Regions from separate parts of the Homo sapiens genome. Here regions 1, 2, 3 and 5 are each linked to region 4. The links are chromatin contacts, found by Hi-C or POLR2A ChIA-PET in ENCODE. All regions are on one chromosome and are shown on one strand. Each heading gives the region's core, a stretch centred on a gene start or an enhancer-like site at or near the end of the contact. The rest is flanking DNA. Distances are from core to core; before and after follow the strand shown.

The links. A loop is a pair of places that touch in the nucleus more often than their neighbours do. ChIA-PET counts read pairs that join two places held with the same protein, here RNA polymerase II (POLR2A). Pooled maps may share reads with other maps.
Region 1: a loop to region 4 is called in a map with no recorded cell type, with 15 times the contacts of the local background. The contact joins the promoter of TMEM62 here to the promoter of STARD9 in region 4. A Hi-C loop is called at or near these places in 1 of 37 single-sample maps with no recorded cell type and 5 of 50 pooled maps. POLR2A ChIA-PET finds 5 or more read pairs at or near these places in 2 of 52 experiments (WTC11 and activated CD4-positive, alpha-beta T cell).
Region 2: a pooled map shows a loop between it and region 4 (19-fold over the local background). The contact joins the promoter of TUBGCP4 here to the promoter of STARD9 in region 4. A Hi-C loop is called at or near these places in 4 of 50 pooled maps. POLR2A ChIA-PET finds 5 or more read pairs at or near these places in 3 of 52 experiments (activated B cell, activated CD4-positive, alpha-beta T cell and activated T-cell).
Region 3: a loop to region 4 is called in a map of naive thymus-derived CD4-positive, alpha-beta T cell, with 6 times the contacts of the local background. The contact joins the promoter of CCNDBP1 here to the promoter of STARD9 in region 4. A Hi-C loop is called at or near these places in 1 of 168 maps with a recorded cell type or tissue (naive thymus-derived CD4-positive, alpha-beta T cell), 2 of 37 single-sample maps with no recorded cell type and 12 of 50 pooled maps. POLR2A ChIA-PET finds 5 or more read pairs at or near these places in 1 of 52 experiments (activated naive CD4-positive, alpha-beta T cell).
Region 5: a loop to region 4 is called in a map of CD4-positive, alpha-beta T cell, with 6 times the contacts of the local background. The contact joins the promoter of UBR1 here to the promoter of STARD9 in region 4. A Hi-C loop is called at or near these places in 2 of 168 maps with a recorded cell type or tissue (CD4-positive, alpha-beta T cell and CD8-positive, alpha-beta T cell), 1 of 37 single-sample maps with no recorded cell type and 10 of 50 pooled maps. POLR2A ChIA-PET finds 5 or more read pairs at or near these places in 2 of 52 experiments (activated B cell and activated T-cell).

The regions. Positions count from the first base shown.
Region 1 is chr15:43,130,071-43,135,949 of GRCh38, forward strand. It overlaps TMEM62 (transmembrane protein 62), which reads left to right and starts at 3,516. Exons shown (of 14, transcript NM_024956.4): 1 at 3,516-3,912; 2 at 4,187-4,298; 3 at 5,442-5,579. The coding sequence starts at 3,733. It also overlaps the pseudogene SPCS2P1. RefSeq lists silencers at 3,304-3,363, 3,584-3,983, 4,174-4,385.
Region 2 is chr15:43,369,008-43,374,800 of GRCh38, forward strand. It overlaps TUBGCP4 (tubulin gamma complex component 4), which reads left to right and starts at 2,094. Exons shown (of 18, transcript NM_014444.5): 1 at 2,094-2,425. The coding sequence starts at 2,348. It overlaps ZSCAN29 (zinc finger and SCAN domain containing 29), which reads right to left and starts at 2,036. Exons shown (of 6, transcript NM_001372080.1): 1 at 1,551-2,036; 2 at 589-1,018; 3 at 1-120. The coding sequence starts at 906. RefSeq lists a silencer at 1,735-2,004 and an enhancer at 2,105-2,224.
Region 3 is chr15:43,183,581-43,189,567 of GRCh38, forward strand. CCNDBP1 (cyclin D1 binding protein 1) reads left to right here and starts at 1,823. Exons shown (of 11, transcript NM_012142.5): 1 at 1,823-2,027; 2 at 2,240-2,299; 3 at 2,574-2,653; 4 at 5,619-5,700. The coding sequence starts at 1,919. It overlaps TMEM62 (transmembrane protein 62), which reads left to right. Exons shown (of 14, transcript NM_024956.4): 14 at 680-1,564. The coding sequence ends at 1,006. LOC124903478 (a long non-coding RNA gene) reads right to left here and starts at 2,307. Exons shown (of 2, transcript XR_007064604.1): 1 at 2,189-2,307. RefSeq lists silencers at 1,549-1,848, 2,069-2,158 and an enhancer at 2,329-2,428.
Region 4 is chr15:42,574,015-42,579,581 of GRCh38, forward strand. It overlaps STARD9 (StAR related lipid transfer domain containing 9), which reads left to right and starts at 1,592. Exons shown (of 33, transcript NM_020759.3): 1 at 1,592-1,748. The coding sequence starts at 1,702. It also overlaps the pseudogene EIF4EBP2P2. RefSeq lists silencers at 1,100-1,729, 3,710-3,769.
Region 5 is chr15:43,101,466-43,107,669 of GRCh38, forward strand. It overlaps UBR1 (ubiquitin protein ligase E3 component n-recognin 1), which reads right to left and starts at 4,573. Exons shown (of 47, transcript NM_174916.3): 1 at 4,477-4,573. The coding sequence starts at 4,557. RefSeq lists an enhancer at 4,392-4,671.

The DNA.
Region 1 (5,879 bases), core at 2,266-4,765, 560 kb after region 4:
AAGTGATTCTCCTGCCTCAGCCTCCCGAGTAGCTGGGACTACAAGCACGTGCCACCATGCCTGGCTAATTTTTTTGTATTTTTATTAGAGACGGGCTTTCACCGTGTTAGCCAGGATGGTCTGGATCTCCTGACCTGGTGATCTGCACGCCTCAGCCTCCCAAAGTGCTGGGATTACAGACGTGAGCCACCGTGCCCAGCTTCTCTCTCCTAGTTTTAACCTTCCCCCTGCCTTTTATATCTGGTCATCTCTTGTGGCAAAAAGCATATTCTTCATATATTAAACTTACTTATGTATGTCTCTCTCCTACATAAGCTCTTAAGATAATGAACTATAGCTCTTTGCCTACTTACCTTTATGTTTCTTTATGTTTTCTGATTAGATCAATGTATTCTATTCCAAAGGTACTCCAAAATTTAATTGAAAATTTTAAATTGAAAATTCAATTTAATTGAAATTGGCATAAATCCAATACTGACAACATGCCCCAAGGAAAAAACTCAAAGGGAGTTTTTTTTAAAGAGCACTACTTGTGTAAAAATATTCACTCAGCCAGGCGCAGTGGCTTATGCCTGTAATCCCAGCACTTTGGGAGGCCAAGGCGGGTGGATCACGAGGTCAGGAGATTGAGACCATCCTGGCTAACATGGTGAAAACCCGTCTCTACTAAAAATACAAAAAATTAGCCGGGCATGGTGGCGGGTGCCTGTAGTCCCAGCTACTCAGGAGGCTGAGGCAGGAGAATGGCATGAACCCGGGAGGTGGAGCTTGCAGTGAGCAGAGATGGCGCCACTGCACTCTGGCCTGGGTGGCAGAGCGAGACTCTGTCTCAAAAAAAAAAAAAAAAAAAAAAAAAACAACATATATATATATATATATATATACACACACACACACGTGTATACATTTACTCAGAACAGGCAGAAGCGGATAAGATGGCAGCAGCAAGCAGCTGATCAGGGTGGGAGAACCAGTGGTAGTGGAGGCAGTAGTGGGGCTGGCGGTGGTTCCAGGTGCGGCACAGGCAGTGGCCATAGCAGCTTGTTGGATAAGTGGAAGACAGATGATAAGCCTGTAAAAATTGACAAGTGGGATGGATTAGCTGTGAAAAACTCTTTGGATGATTCTGCCAAAAAGTTACTTCTGGAAAAATACAAATATGTGGAGAATTTTGGTCTCATTGATGGTCGCCTTACCATCTGTACAATCTCCTGTTTCTTTGCCATAGTGGCTTTGATTTGGGATTATATGCACCCCTTTCCATAGTCCAAACCCATTTTGGCTTTGTGCGTCATATCCTATTTTATGATGATGGGGATTTTGACCATTTATACCTCATATAAGGAGAGGAGCATCTTTCTTGTGGCCCACAGGAAAGATCCTATAGGAATGGATCCTGATGATATTTGGCAACTGTCCTCCAGTCTTAAAAGGTTTGATGACAAATACACCTCTAAGCTGACCTTCATCAGTGGGAGAACAAAGCAGCAGCGGGAAGCCGAATTCACCAAGTCCATTGCTAAGTTTTTTGACCACAGTGGGACACTGGTCATGGATGCACATGAGCCTGAAATATCCAAGCTCCATGACAGTCTCGCCGTAGAAAGAAAAATAAGGCCGGGTGCGGTAGTTCACGCCTATAATCCCAGCACTTTGGGAGGCCGAGGCGGGCAGATCACAAGGTCAGGAGATCAAGACCATCCTGGCTAACACGGTGAAACCCCGTCTCTACTAAAAAATACAAAAAATTATCCAGGTATGGTGGCACGTGCCTATAGTCCCAGCTACTGGGGAGGCTGAGGCAGGAGAATGGCCTGAACCTGGGAGGTGGAGCTTGCAGTGAGTCGAGATCGTGCCACTGCGCTCCAGCCTGGGCGACAGAGCGAGACTCCGTCTCAAAAAAAAAAAAAAAAAAAAAGAAAAATAAAATAGCCAATTCTAAAAGTAGCCCTCTTTCTGTTGGATCTTGCTGAATTACTGGTTTGTGGGGTGGGGGAGATAAAAAGAATTTAAAATGGATAAAGTAAAAAAAGTTTAAAAATCCCTGTTTTGTCCTGAAATTTTAGTCTGTTCTGGATAAATAGGATTTTCTGAGAGAGATATGAGAAGTTGTAGCTCTGATGTCTAGCTGTAGTCTCCTGGGTCTGCTGATTGCATTATTTTAATTTGCTTTTCTGGGAAAGCAGTTTTGCTAAAAGCTGTACAGACTTTCCTTTGTACCTAGTAGTACTTTATATAGTATAGCTTTGGGCTATGTAGCATTTTAAGACTCAATTAATAAAAAATTAATCTGTTGCTGACTCTGTTAATTCCTATTTCCACATGTATTTCCTTGAAGAATTCAGGATACGACTTCTTGTGTATGACAGTTTTCCTTCACACACTATTTTTGTGGGTGTGTATATATCTGATTTGGGGAGAATTTAAAAAACACATAGCTTTTTAATTTGTTTGAAACAGACCTTTTGCCTGTTACATTTTGTGCTCTTAACCAATTAAAGAAGCCAATGACATGTTAGTTTTATATTGTGTTTTCCACTAGTATATCCCTGTTGATTTGTTTGTGCCTTTTATTAACTGCCATTTTCTAAAATTTTTTTCAATAAAGGGAAGACGTGAAAAAAATTACTCAGAACAGCAATATATAATAAACAATTAAAAAATCAACAATAAGGGAGTTGTTAGATAAATTAAGGTAGGGCTGAATCTAATTCTCCTGGGTCTGGCCCATAGGAAGTATTTAATACTTATTAAATGAATGGTATACTACCGTGTTGCAATATTATTTACTCAGGTGCATGTGAAATCAGTTTAAGGGAAAAATAACTTTCACAAAACATAGGAATTACATCTATAGAAAACCTATGCTGCCGGGCGCGGTGGCTCAGCCTGTAGTCCCAGCACTTTGGGAGGCGGAGGCGGGAGGATCGCTTGAACCTAGGAGTTCCGAGGCCAGCCCGGGCAACACAGACAGATCCCAGTCTCTACAAAAACTATATTTAAAAAATTAGCTGGGCGTGGTGGTGCGAGCCTGTAATTCCAGCTACTTAAGGTCAGGGAGGTCGAGGCTGCAGTGAGCCATGATCGCGCCACTGCATTCCTGCCTGGGGGATAGAGACCCTGTCTGAGAAGTGAAGGAAAGGGGAATGGTAGAGGGAAGGGGAAGAGAAAGAAAAGAAAACCTATGGAGGTACGTTAATAATCAGAAGGGGCCAGAGGAAGCCACCTGACACATTTGTGAGACAATTTAAAAGGCGTTCTCATACATTCTCACTTTGATACAACAACCCTGCAAAGTGCGCACGGAAGGTGTTATTAACTCCGTTTTACAGGTAAGGAGATCGACCCACTGAGGTCAGGAGTGACTGACCAAGGCGGAGCCAGGACTCTAGCCCCCGCCTCCCGGCCACTGGTCCCGGTCTCCTTCCCCGCCACCACTCGGCCACCGTCATTGGTGTTCAGAGTTTCGGTTCTCTTTTCTGTGATCGTATTACTTATGCAAAACGAGCCCAGTCACTTGCGCGGCCAGAGAGGGGCAGGTGCTGGGCGGCGGCTGACGGGCGCAGCACCCTAGGCCCAGTGTCTGGCTCCAGCCCCGCATCCGGCGCCGGCCCCGCATCCAGCTCTGGCCCTGCGACAATAGAGTCCGGAAGTGCAGGCAAAGCGGCTCCCGGGAGCGCCGCGCGGTCCTGCGCGGGATCAGCGAGGGCCGCGCCCCGGCGGGCGGGCGGCATGGCTGCAGTGCTGGCTCTCAGGGTGGTCGCGGGGTTGGCGGCCGCAGCGCTGGTGGCCATGCTCTTGGAGCACTACGGCCTGGCGGGCCAGCCCTCGCCGCTGCCGCGCCCCGCGCCCCCCAGGAGGCCGCACCCTGCGCCAGGGCCCGGAGACAGCAACATCTTCTGGGGCCTGCAGGTGACGCGGCGGGAAGCCGGGCCGGGAGGCAGGTGCAGATCGGGCACCGTGCGGTGGGACCCTTGCGGGTGTTGGGCCCCACGCTCCAGGCTGGGGACCTCAGTCAGATTGTAACTCGAGGCTCTGTCTAGTGCTGGCCCTGTCCTTACCTGGGGGGTTCGTTATGCATTGCCTCTTTGCCTTTTCCTTCTGCCCGAGAGAGCCGCTGAGCCGCCCCTCCCCATGCTGCCTCTTCCTGGCTCAGATCTCTCTGTTCAATACCTGTTTTCGGCAGATATCCGACATTCACCTGAGCAGGTTTCGAGATCCAGGCAGAGCGGTAGACTTAGAGAAATTCTGTTCTGAAACTATTGACATCATTCAACCAGCTCTCGTCCTAGCAACAGGTAGGGAGGCTTGCCGTGCTGTGGTGGTGGTCTGTGGTCCGCATGGTAGAACTCTAGCCAGGGCTGTGGCTTTTCATTTTGGGGACGTTGGGAGCAGTATAGCCACAGCCCCAGGTGAGCTCTGTGAGGTGGAAGAGATTGGACATTCTAACCCCTTTGCCTATGGATAACTGAATGAGTCAAGATCCAGGCAAAATGATTTGACGTAGCAAGGTTTTGTCAAAGCAGTAGAAGCAAGGCTCCTGGTTCTCATGTCAGTCTGTTGTCTGATATATTTGTATCTGGTTTTTGTTCTTGTTGTTGTTACAGTTCTGGTTGTGAGAATTAGGGAAAAGCCTGTAACCACGAATCAGAAGTTCTCTTCTTTTGCTAACTTTTCTATTTTCTTTACATTATTAATCTTATATTTTCAGTTGTTTGAGGCTTCCGGTGACCCAGGGCACTTTTTCTTCATCCTTTGATAGTTTTATGACTTAAGTTTTCTAGACTCTTCAAACACTTTATTTGCTTTCAAACTGTAATGGGGAGAAGAAGCTAAAGGAGCATCTATCTATCTTGCTTACTGGGGAATTCATCACTCATCCACCTTATTGAAGCATCTCTGCTGACATGAAAGGGTATCAGTTCTGATTTAATGGATGAGCCTCCATAAAAAGTTTTCTGTTTAGTTCTCTATAAATTTTGGTATTTTGTTGTCCAATTCCACCTGCCACATTGCTTCTTGCTGTAAAAATAATACTTGGTCAAATCACATATTCTGATTTTGTGGTTTGGAAAATATGGTTGCCATAGATATTAGGCAGCCACTCAGAGTACTGGAATTTCTTATAAATCATTTTCATTTTATCAGAGTCTATTGATGCATTTTGTACTGTTCTCTTTAAAGATTTTTTTAACAACCCATTTCGAATATCACAGGAGATTGAACAGGCATTTGCTAACCTATAAGAAACAAAGTCCTTGCTGAGAAAATCTTGTTAGTTTAGATGGCTCGATTTGGACATTGGTGGTCTCGTGAGCAGTTATGCTTATACACGTTGAGTGCTTTAAGTATCCTTGTTCCTTCAGTGTACATATCTAAAAAAAATGGAACCCCCAGTAGTTTATTTTGCATTGTGATTCAATTCTTGTGTAAACCTACAGGAGACCTGACAGATGCCAAAACAAAGGAACAGTTGGGATCCAGGCAGCATGAGGTAGAATGGCAAACCTACCAGGGTATTCTGAAGAAGACAAGAGTCATGGAAAAAACCAAGTGGCTGGATATCAAAGGAAATCATGGTAAGAGCCAAGAGCCAGATACAATAAAGACAAGAGTTTTTTTCCCCCTTCAGGAACCTAGATTTTCCAACTTAGATTGTAAAATTATAAAGTGGGACATTTACATATACTAAAGGTCACATCTCTGAAATACAACTATATAATGTGGTTTTAAAACTTCAAATGTCATTGTTAGCCTTTGAGATGACAATTGGTATGGTCCTTTTTTTGTGACATATGCTGCTTCTTTTTTTATTATTATTATTATACTTTAAGTTCTGGGATACATGTGCAGAATGTGCAGGTTTGTTACATAGGTAT
Region 2 (5,793 bases), core at 844-3,343, 800 kb after region 4:
GGGTACACCCCTGGGCTGGGGTTCCACTGACTCCTGCCGAACACTTAATAACTCTTGTGATGATTTCGGGGGTGTCATCTTCTCCAAGCGCACTTCCTGCCCCTTCACAGAGACTGTGACCTAGAAACAACCCCCGTTAATTGTCACTGCAAGATCATAATGAGGGGCATTCCCAGAGGAGAGTATTTAATACCCCAAAAGAGATCATCTTTCAGAGCCATGGCCAGGGTTGTAGGGGTGAGGGAGGTTAACGCGAACAAGGGTCTTATTCCATTGCCATTAGCTTAAAGCAGTTGAAACTCCAGAAGGAAACGATCAAAATAGTAAACCCACCTTCAGGCTGAAAAAAAAAAATCCCCTTTCTTCCCTATTAAGAAACTATAGGAAAAACTCATTATGACAGGGTAGGTGAAGGTACACCCAGGAAGCATCTCCAGACAAGCACTATCTGAAAAAGTTACCTATACCAGACCAGAAGTATAAGCCTCACCAAGGGAGACTGTGTCCCTCTTTAAGCCTGTCTATATCTTAATTTAGCCCTCCACCCAGTATCACACTTTTGAATTTGAATTCCCCCTCCCTTCTCACCGAAGATCTAGGTCTTCCAGGCTCTCTTTCTAAATCTTCCACGAGAGTCACTGCCTCCTCTCCATTTTCTGGACATTGTTCCTGTACCCAATTCTGGATCTCCCCAGGTAAGACGGTCAGGAACTGCTCTAGCACCAACAGTTCTACAATCTGCTCCTTGGTGCGCACCTCCGGCCTTAGCCACCGACAGCAAAGTTCCCAGAGTTGGCTGAAAGCCTCCCGCGGCCCAGCCACCTCCTGGTAATGGAATCTCCTGAAACGCTGTCGGAAGGTCTCAGAGTTAGTGCCATTCTCTCTTAGAGCTGATTTGGCCATCATTAATAGCAGAATGCAGCTTCCCTTCGCTTAGGAGTCTGGGTTCCAGGGCTTACATCTATCTTCCCATGTCCTTGGAGAATCCCCTGCAGATGACTGTAAGAGGTGTTTCTTCCTAGGGCAGAGAAAGATGGCACTATCAGAAGGAATACATTCATATGTCTAAAGTCTTGCCAGAGCTGGCCTGCCTTTCCATGTGCTCCGAGTGGCCTTCTAAGGTAGCACAATCTTCAGTAAATAGACTTTGCAAAAACTGCTTTTCTGGTTGACTTCCAGGGCAGCCCCAGGAAGCAGCAGAGAATAAAAGTACTGTCTGCCCCTCTCCCACCTCCTCCAAATCCGATCCCATTTAACTTCCCTGGCCAATGTTGCACAGTGAGTCCGAACCATATAGGAGAGCTGGAGTTCGAGAGGATCTAAAGACAAGTCACCATCCTGCTTGAAGGCAACAAAAAGCCTCTGTCCAGCTGGTCGCAGCTGATCTCCCCCAGTATCTCCGCAGTCCTTCCCGAGGCCTTCTGCGTCCGCCCCGCCCCCTCGGGCTGCACAACTCCCAAAGCCCACCCCAGGCAAAAATCACGTCCAGAATCTCGGGTCTTTGTTTTCCCCGCGTAGTAGTAGCCGCTCAGCAAGGATTAGGGAGCTACCTGTCGGAAAACCTCGCGCAAGGAGAGAAGCTGGTTTTGGCTCCAAAGCGAGGACCATGGGGGCTTGGGGAGAGTCACATTGGGCAGGAGAGACGGAATCCGAGGAGCAGTAGTAACGGGCTTCCTGAGGACGGGCTCGGGTGTCGGCCAGAGGCTCCAGGTGCTGCCGGTTCGCGGACGCAGAGCTCTCAGCCCAAGGAGCAGCGGCTGCGGGATTCTGGCCTCTTTTGTCTCCGCTCCCTCCGGCCGGGTAACCCGGAGCCGTCGTGCGGTCCCTCCAGAGGCCTCTGACCCGGCTAAGGCGCCCTGAGGGCGCCCTCCAGCCCACCCCTGGGAGCGTCTCCCTCTCGAGCTGCCCCTCAACCCCCTCGCATCCTTGCCTCCGGGCCAGCCTCACCCACTCGGGGTCCGACCCTGACCCCGGCCCCGGCCCCGGCCCCGGCCCCGGCTCTCCAGCCTCCCAAGTACAGCTCCCAAACCGGAAGTCCGAGCGGGCGGCTCGGGGCACCGAGGGCGCATGCGCGAGGGCAGCGACCGCGACTCAGTCTCCGCAGAGCCCGGGCGGGAGTAGCTGGTGGACCCCGTTGAGCTGCCGAACTTCCGGGACTCCCCCGCGACCCCTTCCCAGCTTCCCGTCCGCTCCGCCGCAGCGATTGTCTCGGTGGGTTGATTCGGCACAAACCGCCCGACCCAGGGGCCGGTGCGCGTGTGGAAGGGGAAGCACTCCCCTCGTGGTCGCCTGGAGGTGCGCTGGAGGAGGGGGTGACATAACCAGGGACTCGAGGTCCGCCGTGGGAATGATCCACGAACTGCTCTTGGCTCTGAGCGGGTACCCTGGGTCCATTTTCACCTGGAACAAGCGGAGTGGCCTGCAGGTACTGTCCGGCGCAGAGCGCGGGAACCAGGGAGCGCAGGAGGGGGGACCTGAGCCAGCGCCTGGGGGAGTAGGCTGAGGGACCTAGCGAGCGGGGCTTCCAGGGCTGGGGGCGTATCCCTGGACAGGTGACTGGAGGGCAGCCCCTTAGGGTCAAGGCTGATGCGACACCTAGAGAGGCCGGGCCTAGGCTAGAAAACGGAGGGCAGACCTCGAAGAGCCCCACCTGTGGCGGGGCGAGGAAAGGGCCTGAGGTCCAGGTGTCTGACAGTTGCTGGGGAATGATATAGAAGTGTGGGAGGCACTTTCTCCTATTTATTTTCACACGTGCATTGTTTGAGTTTTGAAGTACTGGGCCAAATACACAGCTCCCAAACACATGGTAAGCGCTCAGTAAAGTTTGTTGAAGGAAATAAATGAAATCGAGAGCGTGTGGTGTTTCCCTCATTACTCCTTTACCAGAAAATTTCTGCACTAGGTAAAGCACTTGGTAGGGGGCCTTTGTGTAACCAGGAATGTATGATGTTCCGTATGCATTATCTTATTTAATCCTCACAACCACCTTATCCATTTTACAGATTAAGCTAGGTTTAGAATAGTTAAATAACTATCGGGGTCATAGCTAGTAATTAACAGAGCTTAGTTTTGAAGCCAGGTCTGTCTGGCTTCAGTATTTGAACTACTTTTACCTGCTTCTGCTTCCAGTAATGTTATCTAATGCTCTCAATAATTTAGTCCACTTAGGTATTGTTTCTACCAGTTAACAAATGAGCAAACTGAAGCTCAGAAAACTTTATGCTGGCCAGTCCTAGTAGTGGCAAGACTGAAATCTAGGTCCGTCTGATCACCAAGACATGCCGATTCTTAGGAGACTGTGGAAGAGCAGAAAAAGTACATTCTTAGTCTATAAAACCTATAAATCAAACAGTTTCCTTTCGTTATTATTTATGAACATGTATTTGGAGTTTGGGAGTTTAGGTGAATTTTTGAAAAAAACAGGTGAAGATTTGTGTGGTGGAGTTTGAATTGTTATCTTTCACCTGTAGGTCTTTGAAGACTAATTCGATGTTTCACTTTTCTCCATAGATCTTAGTACAATGCCAGGCATATAGGAGGACAGTATTTAGGAAGTATGTGGGTGCCTGATGGTCCAAAATAAGAAGAGATAACACAGTACAGGAAAGATAGCTAGGGAGGGGGTGGGGGAGACAACCACAAGTAATTCATCTTTTCCCTTCCTTTCTTTCTTATGAAAAATTCTCAATCATGTATTTTCTACCATTTCATCCTCAAGGTCTCAGCTTTAAAGTCACTTTGTCAGAAAAACTTTCTCTGAGCACATCTTTAAGCATCCTCCCCTGATGCCATTATTCTCCATCAACTTGTTTATTTCCCTTGTAGGATTTGTCACAATTCATAATGTATTGTTGTTACCTGTTTTTAGCCTTTCTCCCGCATAGATTGCCCCTGGGAGCGAAGACCAGTGGTCTTCTTCATTCATCTACCCAGAGCACCTAGCACAGTTTCTGCCACATAGCAGGTGTTTAGGTATTGATGGAAGAAAAGAAGACAAAGATGGCAAATATTACATAATTTCTGCAGAGCAGTGTCTTTTACATTTGAGTAAAGGGAAAAGTTGTCATGAGTGCCAAGTGTTAATGAAAATTATTTTATTATATTGAATATGTATATACATAAGCTAGGTATAAACTCAAGCATAATACTCTTAAACAACTATAAAATCAAATATTTTTATAAATTAAAAGTAAACAAAACTACCAAATCAATAAGTTCAAATGACCATTATTCTAATGCAGGATTTCTCAGCCTGTTCCTATAACTGTGTTATATAGAATGGTATCAGTAACTTCGAGTTATTATTTGCTGTTTCAGAATAATTAGATATTGAACTTTTCGAAAACTCTGCCAACAAGAAACGCTCAAATGCCAATTTTAATAGTAGTATCACTTGATAACTGGTAGAGCTGTCTTGTTAATAATATAAAATTGCTTATGTGTATTGAGCACTAGCTATGTGGTTGGGATATGTGCTTTACACATGTATTAACTTATTTAATCCTCACAATTATTTTCTTCAGTTTATAGGTATGAAAACAGGCACAGACAGGTATAGTAACTTGCCTAAGCTTTCAAGCAAGTAAGAGGCAACTCAGGGATTCAAACCCAGGCAGTTGGGCTCCAGAGACCAGGTTCTTTTTTTTTTTTTTTTTTTCCGAGATGGAGTCTCGCTCTGTCGCCCAGGCTGGAGTGCAGTGGTGCAATCTCGGCTCACTGCAAGCTCCACCTCCTGGGTTCACGCCATTCTCCTGCCTCAGCCTCCCGAGCAGCTGGGACTACAGGCGCCTGCCGCCACACCCGGCTAATTTTTTTGTAGTTTTTTTAGTAAAGATGGGGTTTCACCGTGTTAGCCAGGATGGTCTCGATCTCCTGACCTCGTGATCCGCCCACCTCGGCCTCCCAAAGTGCTGGGATTACAGGCGTGAGCCACTGCGCCCGGCAAGAGACCAGGTTCTTAAGCACCGTGTTGTGCAACCTCTTAAGTTACTAACTTGAAGATGTGATTAGCATTGTGTCATTAAAATCTACATTAATTGGATTCCTAATCAATTTTCTATGGACTTGGTAACAGAAAAATTCTTCTTCGCCTATTTGTTACCACATTTACTGTCATATAAAATGGCATCCACATATAATCCATATTATATATCCATCCATATAATATGCTAAGTTCCTTTGGAGCAGTAATTGTATCTGATTTTGTTCACTCTTTTATCTCAAAGTATTAGCACAGTACCTGGGATATAGTAATGGAAATGTAAAATGGTACAGCCATTGTGGAAAATGGTATGGCAGTTCTTCAAAAAATTAAATAAAGGCCAGGCACAGCGGCTGACACTTGTGATCTCAGCACTTTGGGAGGGTGAGGCTGGAGGATCAGTTAATGCCAGGAGTTTGAGGCTAGCCTGCGCAACAGAGCAAGACTCCATCTCTACAAAAAAAAAATTTTTAATTAGCTGGGCATGGTGACACATGCCTGTAGTCCTAGCTACTCTGGTGGCTGAGGTGGGAGAATTGGTTGAACCTAGGGGTTCAAGGTTACAGTGAGCTATGAACCCACCACTGTATTCCAGTCTGGGTGACAGAGTGAAACCTTGTCTCTAAAAAAAAAAATTAAATATAAAATTCCCATACAATCTAGCAGTTCTACTTCAGGGTATATCCCAAAAGAAGTGAAAGCAGGAACCCAACAGATATTTGTACACCCGTGTTCACCAAGCATTATTCACAATCGCTGAGAGGTGGAAGCAAGTGTCAGTGCAGGGACGAATAGGTAATTGAGATGTGGTA
Region 3 (5,987 bases), core at 573-3,072, 610 kb after region 4:
TTACCTTCTCATGACCCAGTTCTTTCCTTCATTGAACTAATCACGATCTGTAATTATATTTTTTGGTTTTTTTTTTTGTCTGTCTTCTCCCTGTTAGAATGTAAGCTCTATGACGGACCTTTTCTAACTTGTTTGCCATTGTGTCCCCAACTTGGAGCCTAGCTCATGCCTGCTACATAATGGGTGCTCAATAAATATTTGTTAAATGAATGAATCATACAGCAGCTCAACTTGGATTATAATTTAGATACTCTAATTTATATTCCAGTACTTATCATGCTACCTCAAACAAAAATGGAGGTAAGAAAAAAAATACTGATAGCCAAGTCCTCCCCTCACTCCACCAAAAAAGAGGGGTTGTTGTATGTGTGTGTATACATTTACTCAGTTCAATTCCAGCTTAACACCATTGGGTATTAACTGTGTATATGATACTGTACTACAAGTTGGGACTTCAGCATAAATTAAATGATACCTGCCTCTAAGATGAATAAAAGGACATGGGCAAATACACAACTAGCCACAAGTCAGCTGTTGTGTTATAAGCAACTGTGCTTGAAGTAAATTAGCTAACGCCAAGACAGATAGCAGCATAGTCTTAGGATCCACTAATAATGCATTATTAAGACCAAACTCTTCCAAGGACTTGGGAGTAAGCTATGGTTCTGTTCTTTTCCAGCTGGCGTTTTTTAACATCCCCTTGATGGCTTACATGTGTTGGAGCTTGCTGCAGCGGTGCTTTGGTCACAACTTCAGGTCTCATCTCCATCAAAGAAAATACTTGAAAATTATGCCTGTTCACCTACTTATGCTACTGCTGTACATCTGGCAGGTTTATTCCTGCTACTTTCTTTATGCAACATACGGCACCCTAGCTTTTTTATTCTCCCCTTTGCGGACCTGGTTGACACTGCTGACACCTGTTCTCATTCGTTATGTGTGGACACTGAACTCCACCAAGTTTGGAATCTTCATGGTGCAGTTAAAAAGCCACCTGAGCTCCTGAAGGCCATGTCTCACCACTGGCAGCTGGGCAGAAGCCCAGCCTCTGTGTCTGTAGCCCAGGCCTCTACCCCAGTAGCAGGTGGAGGGCCAGGATTGGTGGGTGAGCTTTAGGGAGCAGCTGCTCGTTTGGAGTCCTGGACGTTGGAGGGATTACCCACTACTGATACCTGCAGAATGGACTGCAGAAAAGTCTCAAAAATAATGCCTTTATTCCTTCCCTCCCTAAGGAGGCAAAGAGTTGATTTACCTTTGTGAAGAGAAAACCCTTATCTAGGACATCCACAGGGTAGAGGTTGGGTGTGTGTACGGGAGTGTCTGAGGCCCAGTGTGTTTTTTAGGGTTACCCCATGTAAAGCACTTACCGCTGTGCTTGGAATTCAGCAGCTGTCAAAGGTGCAATTTCAGGGGCAGGGAACCTTTGAGGATCTGGGCCCGACCCTCACTACCCCTGAGATATTAGTTCCCAGGCCTGTTTTCCCACAGGATTGTGGGCTCTCTGCTTCCTTAGTCGGAAGTGTTTTCAACTAATCAAATAAATGAATGAATGATGAATAAGAAAGACGGTGAGCCTGAGGCTTGCTTGTGTAGCCTGGCCTAAGGGGCAAGAGAAGGCGTGGCCTGTCCTGGCCTCTGAGAGTGGGATGGTTGGTGCTGTACCTCAGGGGACAGGGCGGGGCGGGAGGAGGCGGGGCCAGGCCTGGTCTCTGATAACGGGATGGGTGGTGCTGGACCTCGGGCGGGGCCGGGCCTCGTGGCGGGAGGAGGCAGGGCAGGGCCTCTGGGACGGGGCTGGACGGCTTGTTGACGGAAACGAGCCCTTGACGCTGTGGCCCGGAAGTGGAGCGGCTGTCGCAGTGCGGCTCCGGCAGTGGCAGCGGAGGCCTGTGTTTGCGGCCTTCGGCAAGCGACTGAGATGGCGAGCGCAACTGCACCTGCAGCCGCAGTCCCCACCCTGGCTTCGCCTTTGGAGCAGCTCCGGCACTTGGCGGAGGAGCTGCGGTTGCTCCTGCCTCGAGTGCGGGGTGAGCTGACGGAGTTAGAACGGGCGACGGCAGGGGCGGGCTCGGGGTCGGGGAGAGGCCGGGCTCGGGGTCGGGGAGAGGCCGGGCTCGGGGTCGCGGAGAGGGCGGGCTGGGGCGGCGGCGGGGAGCCGGGCTTGGGCGAGGGAGGTGGCTCCGCTTACCTCAGCTTTTCCATTCGCCACCGTTCGGCCCCCACACGCCACACCCACAAGTCGGCGAAGCCCAGGAGACCACCGAGGAGTTTAATCGAGAGATGTTCTGGAGAAGACTCAGTGAGTGCGCCTCCTTCCGGGCTCCCCTTGCCTCAGTTCCTCCAGCGTCCCGACCCCTTTTCCTCCCGCTGTCCCCCACGGAGGGGACTGCTCTCCCCCGCTGCATCCTTTCTGTGAGGTACCTTACCCACCTCAGCACCTGAGAGGGTGAAATAGAATTCTAACCTCGACATTCGGGAAGTGTTTTTGAGAAGTCTCGGTCGGTAAGGGAAGTCTTCCAAGTCCGTGCAGCACTAACGTATTGGCACCTGCCTCCTCTTCGGCCACCCCCCAGATGAGGCAGCTGTGACTGTGTCAAGGGAAGCCACGACTCTGACCATAGTCTTCTCTCAGCTTCCACTGCCGTCTCCACAGGTGGGCTTCACTTTCGTGGAATCCTTGGGCTGCCGAGTTACACCTTAGGAATCCTCTAATTTTCTTTCCACCTTTTGCACGCACGCCAGGAGATTTCTTTTCTTCATCTGTCCAGTGAGGTTACCGTTTTTACTTCACAGGATTGTTGTGAAGACCGAATTGCCAAGTGCAGTTCCTGGCGCGGAGTAGGCAGGTCTTATAAATATTGGTTCAGTCTGAAGTTTATCCTGGTTGTTTCCCTTCTGATAATTTTTTAAGCACTTTTTATTTGCTGGGTGTTTTCACATACTTGATGGCCATCTGACAGATGAGCAAGGAGGCTCAGAAGCTCAGCTTAAGATTTAAAAAAAAGCAGGGGGGCTAGAATTTAAATCAAGGTCTATCTGATGTCTAAGCTACCTATTCTGTTATACTGCATAATACCCTTTTTATATTATTTTTTATATTTAATCAGTAACATATGTAGATAGTACAAAATTCAACAGATATCAAAGTGTGTTAAGTTTACCTTTCCACCCACTTTCTCATTTTTGTCTCCCCCAGTTCCTTTTGCATTATTCCACGTATATTCTGTGCATATATACATTCATATACATTTATCTGTATGTGTCAGCTTCTTTTTACACAAATGATACATAAACACTGTTCTGGACCTTCCAACTTAGAATTACTGCAAACAGTGTCGTGATGAATTACCTAATTCTGTGTATGTGTGTATATTGGTAGAAAAAATTCCCGGAAGTAGAATTGCTAGAACAAAGATTTATGCATTTTAAATATTCCTTTATTATAAAACTAATGAAAGTAAACATGTTGGCTATGACCACGTATGCTCTATGCTCAGTTTTTCTAGAGTTGTGTATGCTTAATATAGGAGTAAGATTCTTTTAAAATGGCATATTCATTGCCTTATTTGATTTTCATAGTCAATTGTTTTAATTTTTCAGTCTACATATATAGGTGTTTGGAAAGGATATAAATATCTTCTGCTGCATGTACCTACAGTGATAAACTCTCTCCTCCTACATACCTTTGAGATTTTTTTTTTTTTTTTGAGACAGAGTCTCTCTCTGTCACTCAGGCTGGAGTGCAGTGGCACAGTCTGGGCTCACTGCATCCTCTGCCTACCGGGTTCAAGCAGTTCTCCTGCCTCAGCCTCTCGAGTAGCTGGGATTACAGGCACCTGTCACCACGCCTGGCTAATTTTTGTATTTTTAGTTGAGACGGGGTTTCACCATGTTGGGCAGGCTAGTCTCGAACTCCTGACCTCAAGTGATCCGCCTGCCTTGGCCTCCCACAGTGTTGGGATTACAGGTGTGAGCCACCGTGCCTGGCCTACCTTTGAGATTTGTGATGAGGAAACAAGAGATGAATTGTATGAGAGCACTTCAAAAGATTCATGGAAAATACTTATTTCAAAAAGAGTAGTTAATATTACCTTATTTTTCTTATCTGCTAACCCCTTTCTTTCAAATGCACTTAGGACTTGCTGCTAAAACTCACTGCAAGTAAGATACCACAAGGAGGCAGCATAGAACTGATTTTCTATACATGCTCAGGACAGTAGTTTCACTCATAGATGAAAAGTTAGAATTTGGATTTATTTGAAATATATACAAATATTCAAGTATATACATATATTCAAATAAATACATATATGTATATATGTGTGTATATACACACATACATACACATGAATCATCATTGCCTTCTTGAGATCTCACCACTTTAGTCCTACTAAAAGATGGGTGGTTGTTGGTTTTTTTTTGTTGTTGTTGTTGTTTTTTAAATTCCAATCTGTATGGAATGATACTTTAATAAAATTATGTGCTCGGATGTTGAATAAATGTCAAATTGCCATAAAAGTTTCTAAACACTCTCAGTCACTGCTTATCTCATCCCTGACTGGTCACAAACAGTTTGTAGACTGGCTCCAACCTGGACCACATTTGTATAGTATTGACTTAGAATTTAACAGAAAATTGAGGACAAGGAAGATGAGAAAGCCAGTGACCACCTAGAAGGAAAATAGTTAACATGGAGCATTGTCGAGTCCATGCTAGTTACCTTTAGTTACATATTCTGATTCTGTTAAAAAAAGAGAGAGACCTGGTTAATGGTTTAATAACCATGGTCTGTCAGTTGGTCTGTCTGTCTCTCTCCCTCCCTCTCTTTTCTGTAAAGGGCCAGTTAGTAAATATTTTAGATTTTGTAACCAACTACCCAACTCTGCCCTTATAGAGCAAACACAACTACAGACATTAAAACCAGTGAGTATGGCTGTGTCCCAATACACTTCATTTCCAAAAACAGGCAGTGGGGCCTGACTTGGCCTGAGGACCACAGTTTGCCAGCTCCTGGTCTAAGATATCATGAATATCTTGGGATACAGAGTATCAGGAATAAGTTTTTTCCTGCTGTTTCTTAATGGTTTATTGAGTTGTCAGCCCAATATCTACTATATAGCTAACTCCTCCCTGGTATGTGATGAGTATAGTAGGCCTGCCTTCATACCAGGACTTCAGAAAATGTTTGATGATGCTGTAGAAATATCTGCCCTAGGCCGGGTGCAGTGGCTTACACCTGTAATCTCAGCACTTTGGGAGGCCAAGGGAGGTGGATCACCTGAGGTCAGGAGTTCGAGACCAGTGTGGCCAGTGTGGCAAAACCCCATCTCTACTAAAAATACAAAAAATTAGCTGGGTGTGGTGGCGGGTGCCTGTAATCCCAGCTACTTGGGAGGCTGAGGCAGGAGAACTGCTTGAACCTGGGAGGTGGAGGTTGCAGTGAGCCAAGATTGCGCCATTGCACTCCAGCCTGGGTGACAGAGTGAGACTCTGTCTCAAAAAAAAAAAAAAAAAAAAAAAAAAAGAAAAAGAAAGAAAAGAAAAAGAAAAGAAATATCTGCTCTATTCCACAGCAGAAGGGTTGACCACTTTGATCTAATCTGTTTCCTTTTTCATAGGAAACCCAGAAGTTCTGTGAACAAGTCCATGCTGCCATCAAGGCATTTATTGCAGTGTACTATTTGCTTCCAAAGGATCAGGGTAAGCCACATAAGTGTTGCATTTATCGTGTAGATCTTTGCTAATATTGTGGATTATGTCTTGTGACTTTTACCTTTACCCAACTTGAACATGTAACTTTCTCCCATAAAATACAGTGAAGGATAATTTTGTAATGTAAGTGACTTATATAAACAAGCCATTATTCTAAGATACAGATGCTTTGTTCCTATGACTTCCCATCTCCCCTGCCTTGCCTGACTCATAAGGCTTTTAATTCTCACAGCCTTCTCCCTCTTCAACCCGTTTTAACACCACAGATACTGGCT
Region 4 (5,567 bases), core at 342-2,841:
CATCTCAAAAAAAAAAAAAAAAAAAAAAAAAAAAAAAAGGAAAACATACCTATCTATATACCTATATACTCTTAATATGATTTGAGAACAAGCAAAGTCATTATATGACAACTTGAAGCAAAAGGAAGGTGAAGGATCCAAACAATTTTATGCCAGTAAGGGATGATTTGATAAATTTGGAAAGGTTTGGTTTAAAATATGTCAAGATAACAAGAGAAGCAGCTTCTGCTGACCAAGAGGGAGCAAATGAGTTCCTAGACACCATTAAGGAAATAATTGAGAAGAAAGGGTATCTGCCTGAACAGCTTTTCGGTGCATATGCAAGTTCCCTATTCTGGAAAAATAAATGCCACAAAGGACATTTATTAGTAAGGAAGAGAAGCAAGCACCAGGATTTAAGGCAGGAAGGGATACGCTAATATTTTGTGCAAATGCAGTTGGGTTTATGATCAGCACTGCCCTTATCTATATGGCTGCTAACCCTCAAGCCTTGAAGGGAAAAGATAAACACCAGCCACCTGTCTTTTGGTTGTACAAGAAGACCTGGACAATAACCCTTTATCTGAATTGGTTCCATCTATGCTTTGTCCCTGATGTCAGGAAGTACCTTGCCAGTAAGGGACTGCCTTCTATTTTTTTATTTTATTTTTTTTAGACAGGGTTTTGCTCTGTCGCCCAGGCTGAAGTACAGTGGCGCGATCCAGGCTCACTGCAGCCTCCGCCTCCAGGGTTCAAGTAATTCTCCTGCCTCAGCCTCCCGGGTAGCTGGAATTACAGGCGCACGCCAACAGGCCCGGCTAATTTTCGTATTTTGAGTACAGACGGGGTTTCACCAGGTTGGTCAGGCTGAACTCGAACCCCTGACCTCAGGTGATCTCGCTTCAGCCTCCCAAAGTGCTGGGATTACAGACGTGAGCCACTGCACCCGGCCTGCCTCGAAAATTTAACCACAGAATTGACAGTTCAAGCGAACGCAGAGAATAAAAGTATTTAGCAAATTACTTTGCAAACTTTCGGACCAAAAGTTGATTTACTTGACTTTACATAGCACGGACACCTAGTCGAGGAACAAAAACTATTTCTGGGTAAGCGGGGCCAGGAACAACAGACTTAGCACTGAGTCCTCGCGGCCCACTCGGCTCAGGATTGGCTGAAGCTGGGCCGGCACTGCTGGGCCCGGTGCGGCACGCGCATGGGTGGGGGCGTCCCAAGAGGCTGTAGGGCGGAGCGAGGCGGGGCGAGCCCGGGCGTCCTCCCGCCCACCGACTAGCCAAGGCTCGGCGGGCACCACCCAGCTCGGGATGCAGCGCGTGTTTGGGCGGGGGCGACCCGGGAGGCTTCGGATGGAACGAGGCGGAGCGAGCCCTGGCATCCTCCCGCCCACCAGGCTAAGGACTGGCCGAACGTCCACACGGGCCCGCCTGCTCTGGCTGCGGCGCGTGTTTGGGCGGGGGCGAGTCAGGAGGCTTTAAGGAGGATTGAGGGGAGGCGGGGCCGGGAGTTCTCCCGCCCACCGGGCTCAGGATTGGCCGAAGCTAGGCAGGCACCGCCCCGCTCGGGCGGCAGCTCGCGTCCGCGCGGCGGCGTCCCCAGAGGCGCGTGGGGCGGGCGGGGCTGGGTTGGGGCTGTGTCTGGGCTTAGGGCGGGGGCCTGGGATGCTGCCGCTGAGCTGACCCGCTGGACTTGGGTTGTGGCAGACGGATGGCGAACGTGCAGGTCGCCGTGCGGGTCCGGCCGCTCAGCAAGAGGTGAGTCTCCGCGGGAGAGGGCGCCTGAGGCTTCACAGGAGCTGAAAAGAGCGGGAGGTCCGCGTCTCCCCCTGCAGAGATTCTGGCGCGCAGAAATCGGTGACAAAGTGACCCGGGGGGTCGGGGTCCGGAATCCACGGAGGCCTGGCGGGACGGGACCTCAGTCGAGCTTTCGCGTTGTGTCCTGGGGATAGCGGTTCCCGGACGGCCGCGGGAGGGCTGCCCTGGGTGAGCGTCGCTGGCGTCCTGCCAGCAGGAGTTTCGAGGGACGGCGGCTCGAGGCTTGCTGCATCGGGTTGGGCCTTTGAGAAAGGCTGGGAGAGGGATGAGCATTCTCCTCTCTCTTTCTGGGGGCTTGGGAGTACCCATGAGGACTGAGGCTGAATGGTGTGTGTTTCTGGGTGCGCGTGGGCTTCTCTGCGAAGATGTGGAGAAAGCAGAAGGTGAGGGCGTGAGGGGGAAATTGAGGCCGACACAGGTCGCGGTTTCTTTCTATGCTCGACAGCTGATTTAATCCAGGACGGAACTGTTAAGTAGGGGAAGTTGTTCCAACCCCTTCTTTCTCTCAGAGCCCTCAGTGCCCGTTTTCTCGTGGCTTATTTTGATTCCGCACCTCTCATCTCAGCCCTTGAGACATCCAGTGTGCAGCCACGAACTTTTTTCTCTTTGTCACCAGATGAAGTGTTTTTTAAAGATCAATTAGAGTTTGTTGACAGGTGGAGAGAGTTTAAAGAGCCTTCTATGTAGTAAGACCGCCAAGAGCAAAGGACTTAGACTGTAAGGGACTAACTAGAGGTTAAGTTTTGGTGGGGAAAGGGTGGTTGGTGTGGAGGGAAGTGAGTGGTGGAAGGTAAATCTGGCAGAGGGTGCTTTGGGGACCAGGAGGCACATGTTGGAATTATTTGGCAAGTTTAAAAATCTCTGGGACATAAGATAGCTTGATAATTGGGCAGAAGGATCAAGAAAGGTATCGTCTCCCATAATAAAATTGGGTACTAGTGTGGATTATGTTCGTCCTCATATAGAAATGATTGGCTTTGAAAAGTCTTGTAATTGACAGACTAATGAGAAGAGCAATGAGATAGAAAGAAACAAAAAGTTAAAGAGAATAGGAAGAAGGCAAAAGAGGTACACTGAAGAAAGAGGGAAAGCAGATGCCTGACCTGCTGCGTTTTGATTGGTAAATGGCTTGTGACACCTGGCTTCTTCATAACTGGATGTGGTAGCTCAGGGCTGGGGGGGGTTTTATAAGTGCAGATGCTATGCTGGAGGTAGTCTCTGGTATATTCTGTATTTGTGAAACTGTTCTTTTAGGGTTCTCAGGATAACAGTATTGACCACTCCTAACATTCAGTAACTTCTCAGTTCCTTGGACACTAGGAATTTCTTTCTTTTTTCTTTTTTTTTTTGAGATGGAGTCTCGCTCTGTCGCCCAGGCTGGCGTTGAGTGGCGCGATCTCGGCTCACTGCAAGCTCCGCCTCCCGGGTTCACGCCATTCTCCTGCCTCAGCCTCCCCAGCAGCTGGGACTACAGGCACCCGCCACCATGCCCGGCTAATTTTTTGTATTTTTAGTAGAGATGGGGTTTCACTGTGTTAGCCAGGATGGTCTCGATCTCCTGACCTCGTGATCTGCCCGCCTGGGCCTCCCAAAGTGCTAGGATTAGAGGCGTGAGCCACTGCGCCCAGCCGGACACTAGGAATTTATAATAGCATGAATTAGATTAAGAAAATGATGCTGAAATTGGTTTACTTGCAGCCACAGTAGAGAATAACATACCAAACAAAAGTGAAGGGAAAATGAAAGCACAATTTATTTACTTTCAGCTCAAGTTAAGAGCCTTGAGCAGCAAGTGGTAGGATGTCAAGACTGTAGATACCCAGGTGTGAACAGATTGTAGCAGGCTGAAGATTCAGGAGCAGATACAGATAAACCCAGTGTGGCCCCAGCCAAGAGGTCCGGATCACTTCCCTCTTCTCACAGAATCCTGCAGAGATGGCAGCTGTTCTTCAGGGGGTGTTATACTGTCTTCATTGAGGCTTATCTGAATGTGGGGAATCTGGTGATTATGTGGTTTGTTCCAACCTTCAAATAAGTCATTGGCACACACTCAGTTGACAGTCATTGGATCTGATGTTGTGCTTGGGAAGAAATCTTACAGATGATCTGGCCCAAGCTTCTATTTTTTGTTTTTCCAGATGACAGAATGGTTTGGCTTAAGTTCTAAAAGTAGTAAGAGCCAAGATTTGATTCATTAGACCTACTGCTCTTTCTGAGATTACAGAAAAGTTGCATTTGTGTCTCAAGTGCCTATTTATTCAGTAGGACTAGAGTTGACGCTCAATTTTTTTTTTTTTTTTCTTTTGGAGATGGAGTCTCACTCTGTCACCCAGGCTGGAGTGCAATGGCGCGATCTCAGCTCACTGAAACCTCCGCCTCCTGGGTTCAAGCGATTCTCCTGCCCCAGCCTCCTGAGTAACTGGGATTATAGGCGCCTGCCACCATACCTAGCTGATTTTTGTATTTTTAGTAGAGACGGGGTTTCACCATGTTGGCCAGGCTGGTCTCAAACTCCTGACCTCACCTGCCATGGCCTCCCAAAGTGCTGAGATTATAGGCATGAGCCACCACGCCCAGCCTGACCCTCAATAAAATGATACTGCTGTATAGGAAATGGTTTTGATGTCCTCCCCTCTACCTCACAGTTTCCCATAATCAGAAATTGCATATCTCATTATGAAATTGCTGCCCTTTGTCTACTCCAATTAACCATTATGAGAACACATCTGATCTGCCAATACTGTAGGCTCTAGAAGACTATTTGCCCTGTCAAAACTTACTCTTTACCCACTGTATAGCTTTGTTTTTTTTTTTTTTTAAAGTTTTTCCAAGAATATGTAAAATGAGATTTGGAGTTTAATTAAAGTCAGAACAGGGATACATTAAACAAACAGAAGATACTTTTCTGATTATCAGTTTTTGAGACTCAAAGCATCCCCAAAACATTGGAGATCCAGCTTATTCCTGAGAGACATCAATCATCACAAAAGGTTTTCACTCTGAACTATTCACATTTTTGTAGCAGAAAACAGAACAAAGTTCTGCAGACATCCTTCCTTTCTTCTTTCTAAAATGTGTTCACAAACAGGGTCTTTTCATAGTTCAAAAGGAAAACAAACAGGTTTCTTTCTTGGCCAAATGGCTTATTACTCTCACCCTGGGATCTGATTTCTTACTAAGAAAGTTCAGGGCACCAAATCCAACCAGAAATTCCCAGGACACCAATGGCTACTTAACTATGAGGGGATGGATGCTTTAATCTTTCTATGAGGGGAGTCATTCTCCTGGGATTATTATGCCCATCAGTAGTCCCAGGAGAGGTAGGTGGGAAGGAGGGTGAATGCAAAAGCTAAAGGGTCAGAGAAAAGAATGAGGCTTTCATGAACAACCCATAACAAGGCAGAATGGTCGTTTTACAAACCAACCACTACAAACTCCAAACATGCACACCCAAAACTAGAGGGGAAAATAAAGAGCTCCTGGGGGATGAGAGGAGACAAAACATGGTCACATAGAACAGCAGACTCGCCTGTGAACATTTCTCACCTTCTTAACACTGGAAGATGTTTAATTAAAAAGTTGCTGTTCAAAATGGTACTGAAAACATATCTAAAAATAGGTCTGTAGTCATCTTAAAAATAAAAGGTCACTTCTCAGATAAGAGGAGTGACAGATATTCTCAGATACTAACACTTGAGCTGTCTTTGATGTAAATTTGTAAAATGGCCAGGTAGAGAAAAAGGAAGGAAAGGAAGGAGA
Region 5 (6,204 bases), core at 3,323-5,822, 530 kb after region 4:
AGGGACAACAAAACTCTTGATCTGCCTTTCTCCTTTCCTCTCCTAAAATCTTGTCTTTCCTCTCAATATATGACACAACCAAGGCCAGGTGCGATGGCTCACATCTGTAATCCCAGCAACTGGGGAGGCCGAGGTGGGTGGATCACTTGAGGTCGGGAGTTCGAGACCAGGCTGGCCAATATGGTGAAACCCCACCTCTACTAAAAATACAAAAAAACTGGCTGGGCACGGTGGCTCATGCCTATAATCCCAGCAATTTGGGAGGCTGAGGTGGGCGGCTTGCCTGAGGTCAGGAGTTCAAGACCAACCTGGCCAACATGGTGAAACCCCTCTCTTTACTAAAAATACAAAAATTAACCAGGCGTGGTGGCAGGCACCTGTAATCCCAGCTACTTGGAAGGTTGAGGCAGGAGAATCGCTTGAACCCGGGAGGTAGAGGTTTCAGTGAGCCGAGATCTCGCCACGCACTCCAGCCTTGGCGACAGAGAGAGACCTTGGCTCACAAAAAAAAAAAAAAAAAAAAAAAAAGCCAGGCATGGTGGTGCATGCCTGTAATTCCAGCTACTCGGGAGGCTGAGGCAAGAGAATCACTTGAACTTGGGACAAAGAGGTTGCAATGAGCCGAGATCATACCGCTGGAAACAACACAACCGCTGCCATGAATGCTTAAACCAAAAACTGAGGATGCAGATATCATCTATTCCTTACCTTTTGCCTCATGCCTAATCTATCAGCAAGTCTTTTTGCTTCTTCCATCCTTCTAAAATCTTTCTCACATTCATCCTCTTCACTCTATCTCCAAGGATAACCTTTCCAGTGCAAGCTACCATCAACTATGGCTTGGGTTACAGCAGCAACTTCTTAATTGCTCCCACTGTTTGAAACACCAGACATCCAAGTGAAGATGTCAAGTAGGCAGTTGGATTTATGATTCTGGAGTTCAGAAGTGAGATGACACAGAGATATAAATTTGGGAACTGAATACATACAAATGGTATTTAAAGTCACAGAACTAGATGAAATCCCCTAGGTAGAGGTTATAAACAGGCAATAGAAAAGAGCTGAGTATCATGCCAAGAGGTATCTTCTGAAATTGACTTAAGGAAGAAAATCTAGTCGAGGAAGACAGAAGGCAGAAGTTCTGGCAGACTACCTCACAAGTCTCTTGATTCCCAATTTTTCTCAGTCCTCATTATCATGGACCCAATAAACCACCCTCTCAAAATAATACCCCATGCCATCACACTACTCTCACCTCCTACGTGCTTGCCTATTGTTTCCACGTTCTTACCTCATTCTTCCATTTTCCACCCGTTTCAATCATTCCTGTTCTCTCTTTCTCATCATCTCTGTCTCACTCTCTTTTCCTCTGTGTGTGTGTATATATATGCACACATTTTCCTCCTCAAAGATCTTATCCGGGCTGGGCGTAGTGGCTCACGCCTGTAATCCCACCACTTTGGGAGGCCAAGGCAGATGGATCACTTGAGGTCAGGAGTTCGAGACCAGCCTGGCCATATGGCAAAACCCTGTCTCTACTAAAAATACAAAAATCAGCCAGGTGTGGTGGAACACACCTGTAATTCCAGCTACTTGGGAGGCTGAGGCACAAGAATTGCTTGAACCTGGGAGGTGGAAGTTATAGTGAGCCAAGATGGCACCACTATACCACAGCCTGGGTGATGGAGTAGGACTCTGTCTTAAATAAATTAAATTAAATTAAACCCTGTCTCTACAAAATATGCAAAAAATTAACTCGGCATGGTGGCACATGCCTATATTCCCAGCTACTCAGGAGGTTGAGGTGGGAAGATCATCTGAGCCCAAGAGATTGAGGCTGCAATGAGTTGTTTGTGCCACTGCACTCCAACCTGGGTGACAAAGCGAAACCCTGTCTCAAAACAAAAAGGATGTTATCCATTCCCACAACCTCAACTATAAATTTACTGATAACTTCCAAATACCTAGCTAAGTGTTACTCAAAGTGTGGCCCATACACCACTATTACAGAATCAGCAGGACATGCTTGTGAAAATGCAGATTCTTGGACCTCACCTCAGACCTACAGTATCAGTTCCCCTGGTAATTCTTAAGCAATGGCTTTTATCAATGTCCACTAATTCATACGTATTATTTTATTTGAATTGCATGTGAGATAATGTTAGGAATACTACAGCCTTCACGCTTACTAATAGCAATATGAATGAAAAAGGATCTGCAGACTAAGAAGGAAGTTTAAGGAAATCAGAGACTATAACCAGGGATTAGACTCTAATGGAAATTGTACGATTGCTTAAACCTCTATAAATGTCCCATACTATTTAACTTTGTCTAAAGATAAACAATAAGGAGTAGGGGGAACAACTGAGCTTGTATTGCTTAACAGCAAAGTAGTAAACTTGGAAGCCAGTGTCATACCATGGCTAGAATAAAATTAAAAACAGTAATAGCTTTTAAAAGAGAAAAAGAGAAAGAGAGAGGTAGAATGATCTGTAGGGTCTTCAGTAGACAGAGAGATCCAAGCCAAAAAAGGGGTTATAAAGCTTAACAGTCACAGGACTTCATTTACTGACATTACTCTACCTTGAATTAAAATTATTTGGGCCCTTATATTACCTGTGTCACCAGACTGTGAGTTCCTTGAGGCTATATTACACAATCTACCTACTACTTTGCAAAACCCAAAGCCCTGCCCAACAAAATCTAATAATATTTCCTGAGGTAAAGAGTTGCCACATAAATTCTAGCTCAATTCCTGTATCATTATCTCCAATTCCAAATTAGTGACGTCCAGAATGATGGGGTTTTATTGTATTATCTGGAAAAAATTAATGTATCAAAGCTTTAAATAAATATTAGTCTTCAGATACAAAACTATAACAATTCTTCTGACCACAGCAGTTTCCCCACTCCTTCTAACAAGCAAAACTCACAAACTACCATTAAAATGTTTCAGTTGCTTTTAAATTTGTCCTACCTCCTCATTCCTTATCATCTCAAATAAGATGCTTCCTCCTTCAGGAACAGTAGTGAAGTGAATTTGAACTGCTATTTGGGGTGGAGGAAAACGGCAAGCACTGACATAGTCAGTGGCCAAATCCTTTTTCCAACTCCCTCCCTACCTTGTTCCTACCTCCTAGACAGTCTCTTCAGTCCCTGGAGTTGACTCATGCCGTAGCTCCCTCTGTAGTTCCCTCTGTTCTCGCATAAAACAATGTTCAATTGTATGCAGGGTTAAAAAAAAAAACAAAAAACCTTCAAGAATGCTTTTAATCTGTAATCCCAGCACTTTGGGATGCCGAGGCAGGTGGATCACCTGAGGTCAGGAGTTCGAGATCAGCCTGGCCAACATGGTGAAACCCCGTCTCTAATAAAAATAAAAATAAAAAAAATTAGGCAAGCATGGTGGCAGGCACCTGTAATCCCAGCTACTCAAGAGGCTGAGGCAGGAGAATTCCTGAACTCGGGAATTTGCAGTTCAATTCCTGAACTCGGAAGGTTGCAGTGAGCCGAGATTACACCACTGCACTTCAGCCTGGGCAACAAGAGCAAAACTCTGCCTCAAAAAATAAATAAAATAAAATAATGTTTTTATTAAACTACAAGCCAAAGAAACTTCAGAAAAAATGTGTATATCCCAAATCTCTAAATGCTGCTATTTAGAAAGACAAACTAATAAAACATCATGCGGTGACAGATATTTGAATATTTTCTACATATCTCCACACTAGATGCCCTGGGCATCCAGAACATTCCCTAACATTGCCCCCTACTCTTATCTTCCTCGGCAGCTTTCTCCCTGTAGCTAGTGACTCAAATTTGTTCACTATCTGTGCCTTCCCATTCTTTCAAAATGCAAGAGCAAAGTATAGATTCCGACATCAATTAATGGTATTGCTCTGGCTTGAAATGTTTGGGAGTCCTTTCTTCACCTTTAAAAAGTAGCGACAGATGATGGGTTTCTCCACTGAGGGTTAGGCCTGGGGTTCCCAAGATGCTATACGCAAGGACAATTACTACACCTCACATCTAGACATGACTTGACAGTAGCAGCACTACCTACCAATATCAGGTCCCGGCCAGCAGGCTATGCAATAAAATACCAGGTGCTGCGTTCCCATCATCAAGAGTAAAGGGTTAGTACTGCTTCTATACGAAAATGGCTCTTGCTCCAACCCCGCCTCGGCCCCCACATCAAACCGTCTAATAACATCACTGGTTCTTTCTACTTCAGAATAGAGACATGCACACTTGAGATCATCAAGAATAATACATAACAAAGTCATTATATTCCGTAGACTTGGCTGGCAGAAATGTGGGTTGCGACTAACTTTTTATTCGGTGGCTTCCTTCCAGATCAATCCAGATAACTCCCCCTCCCCAGAGCCGCCATAAGGGGTGAAGCCCCACATCCTCCTAAGCGCAGTAGGGAGGGACCGGGGGGAGGACAAAAGAGACTTGCCTATAGGGACTTACAGATGCCAGACGCTGAGGGGTCTGGGGTAACTCCGCGCTGATTTCCATCCTCTCAGTACCTCCAGCCTCCTCGTCCGCCATCTTGAGGGAAACTGACGCCTGCAGTTGCCGACCCCCGGCCAGAGGCAAGCGGAAACCTGTGGCCGGTCGGAGAGACAGGGACGACACTTTTACGACGGCCCCTGAAGTCGGGTTTGACGCAGACTCGAGGAGTGGCTTCCGGCCCGCTTCCCGGAAGCAAGCGTCACGACGTGAAGGGACTGGAGATTTTTTTTTTCCCCTCTAATTTATCAGGCGTAGCTCTTGGTAGCTGAATGGTTGTATATCTGGGTTTGGTGCTGGGAACTGTTGCATCTACGAGGTAAAAAAAACAAAGTCAGCGTCCATTATGAAAGGAAGAAAACTTGTCGGGGGCTAAAGCAAGAACCTGTCCTAGCTGGCCGGTTGTTGGCCTGGGGATGTTTTGTATCCCAACCTCCCTGCAGTAGTTCCCCAGAGCCTACAAAATGAAAAAGAAAGTACTCACACATCTTCTATTTTTAGGATTCTACCCCGTGGGCACTTGCACATGTGTACAAAAAAAGCTCGGGATCCAGCTTTATTGGGGGACACGGGGGGAAATAACAAAAAATTGGAAACCTAGTCATTCATCGATAGAGGAAAGACAAGATATACTATGGTACATTCGCATTTTGAAATACTGTGCAGCTCTTGAGCAAGATAAATCTGCGTGAAAAGATCAAGATAAATTGAGAGAAAAAAAAGCCAAGTTGCTGCAAACTATATATTTGCACACATAGGCATTTAAATGTGAAGGAGTAAGTCTGAAAGGGGAAAGGGCAAAGTAGTAACTCTGAGGGCCAGGATTCGGATTGGAGGAAGAAGGTGGTCAAGAGCTACTTTACCTTCATTTGTATTTTAAATTTTTTACAAAACAAATAATTTTAAAGTATATTTTTAACAAAGGGAAGAAAATAAAGCTCCAAACAATGTGAAAAGTAGAGGAGGCTTTCCAAATGCTGTGGTCCACCTTGATTTATAGAACTTTCCTGCCTAAACAATGTTTCTGCTCAAATGAACTACTTCCTGGGTGCTAAAATACTGTTTTTCCAGCCTTTTTTGCCCAACAACCACAATAAATACATTTTACATCTTATCACGGTACACCTATACAAAATTAAATGGGTATATATAGAATATGTATATATATACTGAAACTTAAATTTTCTGAAACAATACTTCCAATATGTCATATTTTCTATTCAATTGCAATATGTTTATGCATTTAAGCCAAAATACTGGTTGTAGTTATTAAAGTGATACTATAACCCACAATAGGTATTGTCCCACATTTTGATAAAAATTGCCCTAAAAGTTACCTTGTCCCTTCCTGTCTCTATGCTTTTACTTCTGTAGTTCTCTTATGCTACCCCACGCTCTTCTCTTTTTCTTCTTTCATTCCTAGATAAATGAAATAGACTAGAACGTTCAGAAATAGGTCGGGGCAGTGGCTCACGCCTGTAATCCCAGCACTTTGGGAGGCCAAGGTGAGTGGATCACCTGAGGTCAGGAGTTCGAGACCAGCCTGGACAACACAGTGAAACCCCATGTCTATTAAAGATACAAAAATTAGCTGGGTGTGGTGGCAGGTGCCTGTAATCCCAGCTACTCAGGAGGCTGAGGCAGGAAAATTGCTTGAACCCAGGAGGTAGAGTTTGCAGTGAGCCA